Regions from separate parts of the Mus musculus genome. Here all the other regions are linked to region 2. Evidence: chromatin contacts called from ENCODE Hi-C or POLR2A ChIA-PET data. All regions are on one chromosome and are shown on one strand. The core of a region is the stretch at or near the end of the contact, and the rest is flanking DNA. Distances in the headings are between cores, read along the strand shown.

Region 1 (3,249 bases), core at 679-3,178, 280 kb before region 2:
GTCTCATAAGGCTATTTCAGGCTCACTATCGTAGAAGAGGCTGGGAAAAAGAGGGCTTAAGAAAAGTGGAGGAGAGGGACGGACACAAGTCCAAGAATATTTGTGGGAGGGACATCTTAAAGGGGTACAAGGAATGAAATAAAGCTAAGGCAGAAGCAGAAAGATCTCGAAATGTGCCAAGTCGGGGATATTTGTGCACAGAAGACTCAGGCTAGGTGAATGGCGAAGATGTGTATTTAATTCCTCCCTTTCAAGGAGGAATAAGAGGTGTATCCTAGAAGGTGGAGAGTTCGAATGTGGGCACATGGTTGGATCCCGGGGATGCTAGTTAGACACTTCGCTTCTGTGGCTCATTAAAAGTGAAGGAGCCTCAGGGAGGATGAAGGTGGGAACCTTGCTGGGGCAGGGATGTCTCAAGCTGAGGGACACAGGGCTCAATAGAACATAGAGGTCCCTTCAGTGTTTGGAACAACGCACGGTCTTCAGCTGTCACGCTGTCACTCCGGAAGTCGTCGGGAGCCCAATTCGCAGACCCTCTTCTCAGTCTAGCTTTTGTGCACCCGCCTCTTTCCTCAAGCAGCCTTATAAGGAGCCTGCAGCTGGCGCTTGGACTGGGCACGCCCTCTGGAGGCTTATGCCCTAATAAGGACATCTAGGGCATCCCGCGACCAGGGGCGGAAGGAGTGCGTCTCCAGGGTAACTGCGTGGCCCCTCCCCCCGTTGCTCTGGGAAACTGCTAGTCTCGAAAAAGGTGGAGCCAGCCTTCTCCTTAGGAGGGGCCCTTGGGAGAGAAGGGGGTCAAGCTTCGGCCTCCACCTGGAGCTCCAGCAGTGTAGCCCACGGGTGCAGTCACCTGGAGCTCCCGCAGTGTAGCCCACGGGTGCAGTCTGACTACAATCCCCTGACTACAACCCCCGGCATCCTCTGCGTGCTGCCTCGCTCCTGGGGAAGCTCCTCTTTTACACCCTTTATTCAGCTTGGGGAGGTCAAGGGCCCCGGTTTCCTTTGCCTCTGAGTTGTTTGCGACTTTGCCCTTTTTTTCTAAGGCCATGGTCATTGTTTCAGGTCAGAGAAATTCTCCTGGAGTTCCCACCCCAGTTTATTTTAAACTTTTGCTTTCATATAGATTCTCTTCAGTCTTTGTGCTAAAATGATCATAAACCTATCAACTCTGGAATTAAATTGAAGTATTCCTTTTCCTGTATCGTAAAAGAAACATAAAGAAGTTTTTTTTTTGTTTTGTTTTGTTTTGTTTTGTTTTTTGATTTTTCAAGACAGGGTTTCTCTGTGTAGCCCTGGCTGTCCTGGAACTCACTTTGTAGACCAGGCTTGCCTCGCACTCAGAAATCCGCCTGCCTCTGCCTCCCGAGTGCTGGGATTAAAGGTGTGCGCCACCATGCCCGGCCATAAGGAAATTTTTAGTGCACAACTCTTCACCCTTCCCCCATGAATTACGTTTGATCTAACAATTTGCCAAACGTCTTTAGACAACGCCAAAGCTCTCAAACTTTTTATGTTAGCATTTCCTGTTTTTTAAAAAATCCTATTTGTTGAAATTTTACTCCACGGGAGCATTTCTATTGGCTTGAAGACACCGTTATACTTGGCGATTCTCTTTTCTGTGAGAGAGGATCCCAAGCTGATGATTCAAAATCTTTTTTCAGGAACCATAAAGAACAAAAAACCACTTAATTTCTGGGATAAAGAAAGTAGAGAATTATATTCAGGTCATTTTTATCAAACGATGGGCCTCTGGCTCAGAGCGTTTTTTGGTCCATTGCACCAATGGGCTCACTCTCCGTGCAACAGCCCACGCCTCTCGGCCTCCGCCTACTCTGCGCCTCAAGCTCTGCGGAACCCGGTAGCAGCTAGTTCTATTTCGGTGCAAAATCCTCGGACTTCACTTCCCGTCGGCCCGCGCGGCAAGCGCCGGAAGGCCGCCCCGCCCCTCATTGTGCGGCTCCTACTAAACGGAAGGGGCCGGGAGAGGCCGCGTTCAGTCGGATCCCGGCAGCAGCTGCGGCGGCTCAGGTCTTCAGTTGCTCTTTCTGTCTCCCTTTCGTTTCCGGAAACATGGTGAGCATTAGGCCACTGCGCCCGAGGGAAGTGGGTTCGTGATCCGTCGCTTGCGCGCCGGGCGGGGTGGGGGCGGCAGAGAAGCGGTCTTGGTATCCCATCCCCCAGCACCCCGAGCGAGATTAAGGGTCTCATTGAAGGGCAGGCCGCGCGTGCGCGCCTCCGGGCGCTGGGAAGGGCCGATTCGGACGTCGCTCGCGCGCCCCCTGGCTCCTCTCCCCTCCCCCATCCTGCCTTTGCGCCAGCGCGGCCACTGGCCGTGGGGGAGGGGTCCAGTGTGCGGGGCCTCGGGCAACGCTCGCTGGTTCTCGATGGCGCGCGCTGGACCAGAGCACGCGGCATCCAAACCCTGGCCCGGGGCCGCTAGGGAAAAGCGCGCGAGGTGTCGGCGCGCGCCCCACCCAAGGGCTGTTCCCTTCCCCGCATCATCCTCCCTCTGCGGCTAGGTTGGTCTCCACAGCAGGTGGCAGGGATTCCGCCGTCAGGGCGGGGCGGGGGCGGCCGCGGTGTGGCTCTGGGAGATGCTGAGGCATCGGGGAACCTGATTGAGACGCTGGTTCTGGAGCCTTCTTGCAACACGAGTCACGGAGTGGGTTCCTGTACAGGCTATCGCCCCACTTCTAGAAAGAGCGATTACACACTCCATTCTGTAGTCACTGTACCTCGGGCTAGAGCTAGAACAGCGCGTGCGCACATGCTTGGGCCCTGCCATCCCGGCTGCAGCTCTAGCCGAGCTAGGCCTTTTGCTGCTCTGCCGGATGGGGCCGAGGGTGGAGCCGCGTTTAGGGAAGTGACCGAGGCGGGTACCGCCCGGAAGCCACCAGCTTTTATGCTTAGCCTGAGGGCACGGGAAACTGTTTTTTGGAGTGAGACTGGCCAGAGCTACCTCTCCAGCTGACTGCGTTTACGCCTATTCCTAAAGGCGAGCCTTAGGCGTTGAGACATCTGAGGTCCGGCCGCCTCGCTGCCTCTGGGCTACGAGTGTCTCTTGGGGAGGCCCTGAACCTAGTCCAATCTTTCTCCGCCTACTCCGGAAGCGGGTGAATCACGTGGCTAGCTTCCTCTGCAGTTCCATGGTGGTGGTGGGGAGGGTTGGTTGTAGATTTCTGATTGGGTCGTCCCCCAGGGCCGTACAAAGCAGAAAGTTTTCGGCGATTTGGGGCATCACAGTTT
Region 2 (3,435 bases), core at 414-2,913:
GAGACCCATTGAAAACTTCCCAGATGAGGCAGCCCAAGCGCCACATGTCTGCTGACCTGCAGTAACCCAGAGCTGTTCAGGGCTCCCTAGAATATGCTAGTGCTGCCTCCAACCTGCTTTAGGTCCCAAGCACCCGCTGCATCCCAGACCCTGGCTGCGTCCCTGAACTGAGCCCTCCGCCCCAAGGAGTTTGTTTCATTAGCCCCATTTAACAAAGACACCAAAGCTCAGAGAAGGACAGACACCTGCCTCCAACACACAGCTTTCAAATCCAGAAGCACCGAACACCCAAACTCTGTCCCTCTTAGCCAACCACCTCCTCCTGAGATCCTGCTTCCCCTGCCAGGCAGGCAGCAAGGGAAGGGGTTTCCCAGCGGGTCTAGGGGTCGCCAGAGTCCAGGAGCCTCAGTGCGGGCAGATCAAGGTACGGTGACCTCGGGCACCCACCACTTCTCTCTGACTGCTCTGCTACTGCTGTCAGCCAGCTCCGGGGGATCATACTGCTCGAGCTCCGGGATCCCCTTGCTGGGTGGTCCCCCGCCGTTGCCCTGTGCCGAGTACATGTAGTCCAGACCCCCAAGTTTCCACTCGCCAGCCCTGTCCACAAACACAGCGGCCATGCAGACATTATTGTGGATGAGGTTGCAGTCGTTGACCAGGAAGCTGAGGGCTTTCACGATCTGGTGTAACCCCCATGACAGCTCCTGCTCCTTCAGGCCACCTGCTTCTGCTCGTGCCTTGAGGTATGTTCCCAGGGGGGTCACAGCCTCTGTCACGATGTGGAGGCACTTTTCTGTCTGAGTAAGAAAAGGGGTATCAGGGCACGGTGCCAGAAGAGGAAGGGAAGATGAGGGGCGTGACAGGGAAAGAGGCAGTGGAGAAGATACCAAATCTGAAGCTACTGAAGCACTTGGGTACAAAGTGAGGGCCTGAGGAGAGTAAGATGGGTAGATCGGGCGACAGGTACCTCCAACCCATCGATATAGGCCAGGATGTTGGGGTGTCGGAGAGTTTTGAGGCGTTTGAAGGCAGCTTTGGCCACCTGGGTCTGCTCTTCAGCTCCCGGTTTCACATCATACACGAAGATGGACACTGCGCTGCCTGTGGCCTGGTGGAGGACAGACAGAGCAACCTGAGAGGCACGGGCCGGGTGATCTCTCCAACCTGCCTGGGCTACAGCAGCTCCGAGCCCATCTCCAAAACAGAAGGGAAGGGACTCCAGCCAGTCTCGCCCTAGGACAGCCCTGAAGGAGCTAGCCAGGCCCACGTGACCCCCGTCCGGTTTGCTTGTCCGTCCCTCGGTCCTTCCGCCCGCCACGTCGTCACTGCTCGCCCCGCTCCCCAGCCCGTTGCCGGGATTCTCGGTCGCCGCCACGTCAGGCCCGGCGCGACACAGCGAAGCCGGCATACATAGTAGGAAAGGCCGAGGTCGGCCGCGGCCTTCGGAGCAGCGCAGTATCTCACCTTTTTGCGGCCTCGGTGCAGGATCCAGGGCCCGGGCGGCCCGCCTTCGGGGGGCTCAGGGCTCAGCTCGAACGGGAAGTCCCGGACCGGGTCCCGGGCAAAGAACCACATCGTCGCCGCCGCCACGGGCTCGGGAGCCTCCACTCCGGGTCCTCCGGCCGCCCGAGCCGGGGCGGGGCGGGGCGAGGGCGGAGCCAGTCTGGTCTATGGGCGGGGTTTGAGTTGGGGCGGAGCTTTAGGGTGGGGCCTTGCGGGAGTGAGGCTGGACTGAAGGCAGACCTCCCTGGGCAGGGCGGAGCGTGACCGGAAGGGTGAGCCAAGATGGTCATCTGAATGCTCCCAACTTGTGGCCTTGTATAGATAGAAAAATTGAGTGTGATAGAGAGTAGTGAGTGCAACCGTTGTAGAATGAAGAGGGGAGGGGTTCAGGAAGTGAGCGTGACAATAGGGCCTATCTAAACCTGGGGGGGCAGGGGTGGAAAGAGATGGGGAGATAGAAAAGAAAGGCTACTAGTGGCAGGCAGTATGATTGGAAAGTAATAGTAGTGAGGAGAATGGTTATTGCTCTCATTTTTTAAGATATATTTATTTTATGTATATGACTACACTGTAGCTGGCTTCAGACACAACAGAAGAGGGCATCGGATTCCATTACAGATGGTTGTGAGCTGCCATGTGGTTGCTGGGAATTGAACACAGGACCTCTGGAAAAGCAGTCAGTGCTCTTAACCCCTGGTCTCTCCAAACTCCAATGGTTATCTCTTAAGCCAAACGCTCCTTCAACAGGCAATGGGCAGATTTGGGGTTCAGCGAGGAATTTAGTTACTACAATAAAGGTACTTGAGACCTTGAGAGTGGGGTTGAGGTGGAGATAGGCAAGGGGTGACACAAATGTCCTGAGAGGTCTGGGAAACTGTTGTTAGAGAAGTATGTCCAAAGTGGACATGGGTGCTGGCCAGAGTCCTGCAGGAGCTTGAAGCTGGGAATGATGTTTGAGTCACTGAGCTGAGCTGGCAGTTGGAACATGGCAAAGCCAGGAATAAACCTTTTCTTCCAGAATGTCTCTCAGCACCCTCTGTTGGCCCACAACCTCCTATAACTCCAGTTTTAGGAGCGCCAATACCCTGTGATAGTTTGTATATGGTTGGCCCAGTGTACTCCTATTAAGAAAATACCTCTGTGATGGTTTGTATATCCTTGGACCAGGGAGTGGCACAATCTGGAGGTGTGACCTAATGGGTGTGTCATTGTAGGTGTGGGTATAAGATCCTCACCCTAGTTGCTTGGAAGTCAGTCTTCCACTAGCAGCCTTTGGATGAAGACATAGAAATCTCAGCTCCTCCTGCGCCATGCCTGCCTGGATACTACCATGCTCCCACCTTGATGATAATGGACTGAACCTCTGAACCTGTAAGCCAGCCCCAATTAAATGTTGTTTTTTATAAGACTTGTCTTGGTCATGGTGTCTGTTCACAGCAGTAAAACCCTGACTAATACAGAAGTTGGTACCAGAAGTGGGGTATTGCTGTGATAGGCCTGACCATGCTTTTATTTGAAAGAATGTGGATTTTGGGACTTTGGATTTGGAAAGCAGTAGAATGCTTTAAATGAGGCTTAATGGGTCATCCTAGTAGGAATATGAAAGATTTTGTTGCTGGGAGTGATTTGAACTGTGTTGACCTGGCCCAAGAGATTTCAAAGGAGAAGATTTTCAGAATGTGGCATTAAGACTGGTTTTGTGGTATTTTGGTGAAGAATGTGGCTACTTTTTGCCCTTGTCTGAAAAGTTTGCCTGAGGCTATTGGTAAGCCTAGTTGGAGTGGAACACCCCAGTGTATTGGAGATGTCAGTACCATGGGATGATTACCAAGAACAGCAGCCATAGTGGAGTGGATCAACCTGAGCTTAGAATGCTACAGAGGGCAGAGCTGGAAAAGTGATGCCAGCCCTTAGGAGGAGTCCAAAAGATCA
Region 3 (3,305 bases), core at 100-2,599, 350 kb after region 2:
TCTACAAAGTGAGTTCCAGGACTGCCAGGGCTACACAGAGAAACCCTGTCTGGAAAAAAGAAAAAAAAGAAAAAACAAAGAGTCACTGTGTGCATGTATGATACAAATATATTGTCTCCACATATAAAATCATCAAAGAATCTGCCTGCCTCTGCCTCCAAAGTGTTCCCATACAAGGCGCCTGTTACCACGCCCACTGGACTTTCCTATAATTAAATCACCCATAGAAGGGAATCTTTTAGCACCTCCTGTTAGATATGTTTATGGGCCAGCCCACGGAGCAGTTCTTATAAGTTTGGAAAGCGCTTTCTAGGTCAACTCTCTCAGTACTATCCTACCTCCTTCCACCTCTACTATGTAGAAAACAGCCAATTTGAGAATGTCAGACCTGAGGTCCCACGTCGGGACTTTTACCAACTGACTTTCCCAAGAAGAAGCTATTGCTGGGGGATGGAAGTTACAGTACTCCCAAGCTATAGTTCGCCGTTGCTGCTACAATTGCGTCTTCCCCACCCCAGGCTCCTCGGGTCCCCGCACTTAGTTCTCTGGGATCGACTCACCCAAGTTGTAGAGCAGAAAGAGGCCCTGAAAAGCAGCCTGGCGGGGGTAGGGGCCTTTGCCCCGCGCGTAGCAGCGCCGCAGCGAACCGAAGCCTTCCTGCACCTGAGTCTGAAGCAGCACCGGGTCCGCGGCTCCGCGCGTCTCTTCTGGCCGCACCCGCGCCACCACGGCCAGCAGCGTGGCCAGCGCAGCCTCCAGCACTGTCGCTGCGTCCGCGTCGTCCACGCCCTGCAGCGACAGATCTAGCCGCACTGCGCGCAGGCGGTCGGCCACAAAGCTCGCCACCTCCGCGCACGACACGTCGCCGCGGCCAGCCACCTCACCGGCCAGATAACGCACGGTGGCTAAGAGCACTGGCGGCGGCCGCAGCAGGCTTGGCGGGGGCCGGGGTTTGCCCGCTGCCGGCCGGCTGTACTCCTTCACTGTGCGCTTGGGGTCGGCTCGGGGAGCGTTCCCACGGCCGCCTGGCTCCACCTCCAGTCGGTGCAGGCGGCGCTCGCGCTCGCGTCGGGCGCGCTCGGCGGCCGGGCACATGTCTGGGCACAGGCCCATGGGTAGTTTGCAGCCGGACATGGTAGGGGTGTGGGTAGAGGACGCACACTCAGCATCGCCGGGCCAGCGGAAGCGCGGCACTGCATCCTGCCGTGGGCTCGAGGGACAGACTCGAGCCCCAGTCTGGCCAAACGCAGCCTGCCGCGGCTTTCTCGATTTGCCGCTCCCGCGGCCTTTAGAAACGCCTCCCATAATCCATCGCGCCTGGCTTCGGTTTTCCCCCTTAAATCGTCCCATGATGCATCGGTTTGTAGTCCCGCGACGCAGGCCACACCTCCCCAGGGCTGGGATTTGTTGGTTTAGCTTTTTGTTCTTAGGGCTCTCGAAGTAGCAAGTCCTGCTTTACGTACGTGTCTATTATTTCTTTAACACACTCAGCTAGTGCTGCGTGCCTGTCATTCTTCATTGTTTCCCTATGCGTTTTGTTTTAACTGTGTACCTTTGCATGGTCTGGAAGTCACTATATAGACCAGGCTGACTCAGTAGAGATCCGCCTGTCTCTTTGCCTTCCAATTCCCGGATTAAAGGCGCGGCCACTCATTCATAGTTATTATTAGCATTCTGTCTAAGCTTCACTTCACAGTTAGCTGACAACAACCAGGTAGGCTCCACCCAACAGCTACCTGGCAACAGTCAGGTAGGCCTGACCCATTATAAAAGGGGCTGCTTGCCCCCTCCTCTCTCTTGCCTTCTTGCTCCTGCTCTAGTCCCTTGCCCCTCCCCCTCCCTGTGCTCATGGCCAGCTTCTAATTCTCTACTCCTCTACTTCTCTCTCCCCCCCTCCTCTCTCTGCCTTTCTCTGCCTCTAGTACCCTCTTAACTCCCCTTCCCATGTCCTGAATAAATTCTACTATTACCATCGCTTGGCTGGTCCCTCAGGGGGATAGGATGCCTTGGCAAGGGCCAGCTGAAGCACCTCAATGGAACATATTCCTCCTCTCTTTATCTTCTTATAAACATAATGGGTATGATGTGCCAGACACCGCTTATTCAACTCTGTTGGTACAATGTAAACTCAACCACAGACAATAATAAGCAAATGGACCTGGTTGTGTTCAGGCATGTGTTTTACTCACACGTATTTAAATTTTATGAGATTTTCACTAGTCAAAGAATCTTTTTTCTTCCAACCATAAAAAAAAAGAAAGAAAGAGAAGAAGAGAAAAGGAAAGGAAAGGAAAGAAAGAGAAAGGAAGGAAGGCTCTCAAGGGCCTTACAAAAAAGGCAGTGGGCCAGGTCTGGCTACAGACTCTGGTCTAGATGGGTGAACTGACAGGTTAGGGGCCCAGATGCCACTCACATAGAACAGATAGGCAGGATCAGAAGTTCAAGTCTAATTCCAAGGAGGCAGGCAGGTCAGAGCTGAGAAGTCTTTGCTTTTCTTATACTTGATCCAGTTAATACAGATATGGCCCCTGGTAGTCATACGAGCAGGAAGCACGGCCAGGTCCCAAAGAGAGCAGTGGGGGTGGCTGGCAGTGCTGGAGCTGACATCCCAGGAAGGGTCCACCCCTTAGGGCAAGTGTGTGTGAAGCATCTCTGCCCGCTTCAGGTACTCGGCTGCCTTCTTCTTCACACCTTCCCGGCGGGCAGGGGATGGGTCACCTGGAGGAAGCAGATGGCCCACCTACATTCAGAACCCAGGTCATAATGTGTCCTTTCCCTCCCTGGGTCCTCCTGTCTTTGCCTCATTTTATGAGGCTATTAAAAAAAATAAGGGAAAATTCTGCCCAGTGTCTCCAGTTGACCTGTGAGAAACAGATGTTCACGGTCCCTCTTTCTTTCTTTAGAATGTATTGTATGTGTGTGAGTGAGCACGGGAGGGTCAGCGGGCAACCTTGGGTGTAGGTCTTCCCCTATCACCGTGTCTGTCGTCTGTCGGAGATAAGATCTCTCTGTTCTCTGCAGCCTATGCCAGGTTCAGCTGCCCTCGAGTTTTTGGGGATTCTCCTGTCCCTGCTTCCCATCTTGTCATGGGTACGTTTGCTGGAACCGTCTCTGCTGGTGCACACTGTTATGTGTGGCTCTGGGCATTTAGTTCAGGTCTTCTGCTTGCACGGCACTCACTTTACCGACTGCACCACCTCCCCTGGTCCTTTGCTTTCTACTTTCCCTCCTCCCTACTGCCCTACCCACCTGAGACACCCTGCAGAAGAATGTGCACCCCATCTTGGTAGCCTTGGAGAGCAGCA

What was found. Hi-C counts contacts between places; a loop is a spot of excess contacts on that map. ChIA-PET counts read pairs that join two places held with the same protein, here RNA polymerase II (POLR2A).
Region 1: POLR2A ChIA-PET joins it to region 2 with 15 read pairs in Patski. The contact joins the promoter of Cfl1 here to the promoter of Scyl1 in region 2. POLR2A ChIA-PET finds 5 or more read pairs at or near these places in 3 of 5 experiments (Patski and embryonic stem cell).
Region 3: a loop to region 2 is called in a map of T-helper 1 cell, with 2.1 times the contacts of the local background. The contact joins the promoter of Sac3d1 here to the promoter of Scyl1 in region 2. A Hi-C loop is called at or near these places in 1 of 37 maps with a recorded cell type or tissue (T-helper 1 cell). POLR2A ChIA-PET finds 5 or more read pairs at or near these places in 1 of 5 experiments (embryonic stem cell).

What each region holds. Positions count from the first base shown.
Region 1 is chr19:5,488,527-5,491,775 of GRCm38, forward strand. It overlaps Cfl1 (cofilin 1, non-muscle), which reads left to right and starts at 1,929. Exons shown (of 4, transcript NM_007687.5): 1 at 1,929-2,076. The coding sequence starts at 2,074.
Region 2 is chr19:5,769,756-5,773,190 of GRCm38, forward strand. It overlaps Scyl1 (SCY1-like 1 (S. cerevisiae)), which reads right to left and starts at 1,664. Exons shown (of 17, transcript NM_023912.3): 1 at 1,465-1,664; 2 at 968-1,108; 3 at 448-797; 4 at 1-56. The coding sequence starts at 1,575.
Region 3 is chr19:6,117,237-6,120,541 of GRCm38, forward strand. Sac3d1 (SAC3 domain containing 1) reads right to left here and starts at 1,350. Exons shown (of 2, transcript NM_133678.3): 1 at 561-1,350. The coding sequence starts at 1,350. It overlaps Snx15 (sorting nexin 15), which reads right to left. Exons shown (of 8, transcript NM_026912.2): 7 at 3,250-3,305; 8 at 2,163-2,718. The coding sequence ends at 2,627.